2 separate regions of the Homo sapiens genome follow, and region 2 is linked to region 1. A link is an interaction called in ENCODE POLR2A ChIA-PET data of the cell type or tissue named here. Cell type or tissue: PC-9. All regions are shown on one strand.

Evidence for each region. Peaks named below come from ENCODE experiments on the same cell type or tissue, not always from the same donor. Only the 100,000 strongest peaks of a DNase experiment are listed, where the experiment ranks them.
Region 2: POLR2A ChIA-PET joins it to region 1 with 10 read pairs; 2 of 35 experiments call an interaction of 5 or more read pairs at or near these places.

What each region holds. Positions count from the first base shown.
Region 1 is chr7:16,428,049-16,430,548 of GRCh38, reverse strand. The region is part of intron 2 of LOC105375168 (a long non-coding RNA gene); the gene reads right to left. Among named protein-coding and RNA genes, the nearest start is that of CRPPA, 7.8 kb to the right of the region's middle. In PC-9, no CTCF peak of the experiment used is centred here; no DNase peak of the experiment used is centred here.
Region 2 is chr7:16,083,026-16,085,525 of GRCh38, reverse strand. No RefSeq gene overlaps it. Among named protein-coding and RNA genes, the nearest start is that of CRPPA-AS1, 130 kb to the left of the region's middle. In PC-9, no CTCF peak of the experiment used is centred here; a DNase peak (open chromatin) is centred at 1,385; H3K27ac peaks cover 579 bases.

The DNA.
Region 1 (2,500 bases):
GATTTTTCTTGACAGCCAGATTAAGTAGGGACAGGAGGGCCTTAGGGTCATAACATGAGCAAGCTCAGATCTTAGCAGCACTGGCTGGTGGGGATGGGAAGTAAGCCAAGGCCAGGCTGTAGAGCATCCCAGGGAGACCCAGGCATCAGAAGTCACAAGAATAACAATTAAAGCCAGTCAAGGGGTGACAACCTGTTTGTATGTGATTAATCCTTTCATAGCAGTTCTTCGGCCAATTAATCAGAAGTCAGCCCTCTGATGACTCAAGCCTAGTCAGTCAAACCGGGGTTGTGTTTTACTTCATGCTAAAGAGATGTGAAATCCCAAGAAGGAGCCAGTTATAAGACCCGGGTCAATGAGGTTAAGTTTGGGAAAAAGGTTGCAAGTGGTGGGTACACCCCATGAATAGTAAGACAGTTTTCTAGGCAATGAGACAAATGCAAGATTCGGCCCATTCACAAAGTGAAGCTGCCTGTCCTGGTCAGGACTAGCAGGATTAAGTTCGTAGATGAAAGACACAAGTGAATTCCGGTTCAGCAGAGCTGATAGTGAGATACCCAATTCAGGAGGTAGTGAGGAAAAATAAAAAGACTATAGAAAGGCAAGAGGCCAGGAGAACCAAGACAAGCATAATGAAATTTGATAACTTGCCCAAGACCAGTGTTGGTTAGTTTCATGTATAGTTTTGTTATTGTACTATAGCAGTTAATAACCATATATTTTTATGAAGTTAAGAGAGAATAATTACTAAGGAAGATTTGACAAAGGGGGAAGTTTCTGATTTTCTTTTTAATCACTTGTCAAGATCTTGAATTCTTTCAAGGATAAGTGGTAGGAGAGGTGAAAAGACATAAGAAGTTGGAGTGAGAGAGTCTTTACAAACTTAAAAACAAAACAAACTTTTTATTTTGTGAATAGTTTCAAGCACTCTAATTTTTCTGAAGAGTAAATGTAAATAGTTCTTTATTGATTTAAGTTTATATTCAATGGTAAGTTTAACGTTCAATTATTCATTTATTCTTTCATTTATGTCTTAAGCCAATTAGTGGTAGCAATGGTCACAAAGGAAAGTACTTAATTTCTATTTAACTTATTTCTATTCACGTACAGTAAAGACAACACAGTGTCCTCATTTATTCCTCTTAACTGTCTGCTGCAAGTTACTTCTACATAAAATATTGTCCTTTTGTCACCACTAAGTACTTATTGTCCAAAACAGTACAGTTTATTGCTCTCCTAAGTAGATGATACAGCATCTTCCCAAACTCTGTATATTCTTTTTTTCTTCTTCTTTTTCGTGGGGGAGGAGGGAGGGTCTATCCCAGTGAGTGTCCCATGCTGGAGAGCAATGAAACATTCTTTTTGCAAAAATCAAAAGCTTGTTTATATCCTTACATCCTTTGGACATCACTGAAGAGACTATATTATTATATGAAAAGACTGTTGCAGTCTTCTCTCTCCCTTCTCCATGTTACCCCTTGTGCTTCTACCCTACCATAGTCCCTTTCAATTTGCTTAAGATAAAGATGTGGTGCCCTCATGGGTAAGGCACTATAAGGCAATGATGTCTGAAATTCAGACTATTGGACAGCTCACTTCCTGTATTTACTCTGTGCTTGGCAAGTTGATGGGGGTGGTGGCTGTGGTCACAAGGAACAACGTCCGCATTCTCTTTTTCTTATCCCTCAGATAAAAGATATGACTTTGAATTCCTTTGGACCATTTTCATCTTAAAGCCAAATTTTTTCTTCTTTAAATCTTCTTTTAGCAATGAGTCAAGGTTAAAATGCATATAAACAGCTGTTGTCAATATGTTTCTTGCAGAAATGACAAATCTACCTTTTCTAGCTGTTGCTTTTCTTTAATGATTCCATATGTTCCTCCCTTCCACAGATTATTAAGGCTGGCCACCACCATCTCTAGATTAGTGATTTGTTTCCTAAACAAAACTTTCAAAGATATTATCTCTGTTACATTGTCCCTTGTGCAAGGGGTCATTACCCTCTTTTGGTTTCTGGAGTAATGTGGCATCCTCAGTTGAACTGCATGCATTAGTTCTGTGCTCAGAGCAGTTTCAGGCAACAATTCCTATTCTATTTAAGCTGTGGTCAAGGATACTGCCTTTGATGGTTCTCAGAGGTGACACTGTGTTTAAATGACAGCTTTTACAAGGCAAAATGAATTCTAAGTGCACACACACACACAGAATGACAGGTCTGTAGAAATACCAGGGGATGATCTGGTTTTCTGTTTCTCTTCCATCATTCTGTTCTGGTACTTAAATATTCTTCCCTTGTGTTTCCCTTCTTACAAATTAACAAGAAAATGAAACAGTTTAATGAATTTCTTATGCAATTTTAAAATAAATTTCTTATGCAATTTTTATATGGTATTTTAATATATTACATGCATTTTGCTTTGGGTACTGAAATTAAATGTATTGAACATAAAGTGAGTTGGGGTATAGTTCTTTTAAATTCAGTGTTTATTTCAGTCTGGC
Region 2 (2,500 bases), 350 kb after region 1:
TGGAAGCAAGCACTTTCTTGATGGACAAGAGATGCATGTAGCCATTTGTGCCTCAGCACCACAGCAAGACATGAAAGAGAGTTGAAATCTTTTTATCCTTACAGGAGAAAGAAAGGTTCAGAGAAGTGCCTAGGAATGAGAAGGTATAACGTCTTTCTTTGTCTTGGGATTCTCTTAATCACATATGTTACCAATGTTTGGTCAGCAGGAAAATTTTGGGGTGAATGGTGCCTAGTTTGATGAGAGGCCAGAGTGGAGCCAGGTTGTTTTCCCTTATCTGAAACATTGGAATCATTTAACAATGTCTTCACAGCTGAGATGTATTATGCAAATTAATTCTCTACTTAGGATGCTACCAAATAATCTGAACAGTTGTTAAAACATCTGGGTCTGTTTAGCAGCATTGATGAAGCCTGGCTTGTCAAATGCATTTTTTTCTTTCGATTTAATCTTAATTAATCCTTGCAGGATCTCTACGAGGTAGGTCTGTATCAACCTTTTGATATGACAGTTGCAAAAAGGCAGATGCAGAGATTAAGAACTCGTGATCGCTGGGCACACTGGAAGCCAAACTGGAATTCTAACATTTCTAACATAGGACAATTTTGGACCAATAATAGTCCATCTACTTTGAATAATTTTTTAGGGAATTGGATCACATATAGGAAGGACTGTTCTTAAGGATTAAAAAGCTCGATTTAAATCTATATCCAGAATTTTACCTGGATGCATTCACTTATTTTCCATTTTGCAAAATTGCAGTTAAGCCCAGAGGCAAAAGCTTCAACAAGACAATCGCAGAGATGGTTGTGACTCGAGTTGGAGACATGATTTGGGATTCTAGATAGAGGCCAATTTTGTAAGAATTTCCACTAGTCTGCAGACTGTAATAATTGTGTTATTTGGATAAGGTTTGGCAAAGCAACTAGTAAGATTAACTGAATGAGTTTTCTGGAGCTTTGCCATTTGGCGCTATCCATTATGTTCTTTGTTCTACCTCATTATAAAATGGGCTATTGAAACTGAAATTGGTTGGTTTATTGGTATGTCAGGTTTTTATTTCCTTTTTTTTCCTTTCCTATTCTTCACATCTGAGCTCTTAATTTGGTTGAAAGCAAGCTCTTCAGCCTAAGTGGATAAAAAACATCCCTTTGAGGATGAGGAAATAGACGATAAAATCTGTGTTCCTAATTTTCTTCAATAGTTCGGAGGATTTTTTTTTCATCCTGTGTGTGTTTTTAAGACCTTGTTAAGTTCATAGTTCTTTTTTCTTTTATTGTTTGAATAGAGCACCATTCTCTTTAATCCCACCTGAGTTTCAAAAATGTATTATTGAACTGCCCAGTTCAGGAATTCAGTTGCCTGTTTTACTGAATGGAGGTATGTATGACCCGATGGTAAAAGAATGTTATTCAAAGACATTTCCGCCTGTTTGTTTCTTGGATCAGTTACTATTCACATAAATCTGGAAAGAAGCCAAAATATGTAAACAAATTAAGAGTTTGAGGATCCCAGTGGGAATATCTATAAGTTCTGCTATAATACAGGAATTTAAGATAAATGAAGATAAATGCAGTATGTTATAATAAGATAGCCAGGAGAAGCAACTATAGACCAATTATTCTTGGCTCTGGTTTGGGAATCTTAATGAATATTAAAAGATTTGGGTTAATCATGGGGTTATGCATAATGTTACTCCTTCCCAAGCCTATATATGTTGCCTAAAGAGAATTTCATTTTCATTTTACTAGCTTTTAATTGTTGCTTAATATCAAACAACTATTCAACTTAGAAGCTATATTCTCAAACCCTATTACATATTTAAAATATGCAAATTATTTTTATCATTAATCTCTTTATATATTACATAAATCAATGAATACAGTAAAGTGTAGTTTGAAAGACTGGAGATTTTCCTCCAAGAGCTTTTTTGATGCACTGTCTTCTTGAAACTGTCAGTCTCAGCCTGTGAACGAAAAGCTGTGTTAGAAGAGATACAAAGTAATGTGGTGTTCTCTGGTCGTTTTATTACCTTTGACCCAGGGCTACAACTTAAATGTAAAACTCCCTCTTAAAAAAGATAGCACAAAAATTTAATTTTACCAGTATGACATGTCGATTAATTTTCGTGTGAGTGTAGAGAAGGAAAAGTGTATTTTTTTGGTAAACATTTTCTAGAAAGAGTTGGAAAACAATTTTATTGTGAGTTTGTGCTTTGTATGCATATACAATAACTTCTAGAGACTGGGTGTCACTGATTTGGCAAAGCAGGAAAACAGTCAATGAATATTTCTAGTGCATATGTATACATAAGAAATACGTGTTTATACCTAATAATTATACATACACAATTAACGATACTCATTGGCAATGCAGGTTAAACACATTTTTTTTTTTGAGACGGAATCTCGCTCTGTCCCCTAGGCTGGAGTGCAGTGGCGCGATCTCGGCTCACTGCAAGCTCCGCCTCCCAGGTTGATGCCATTCTCCTGCCTAAGCC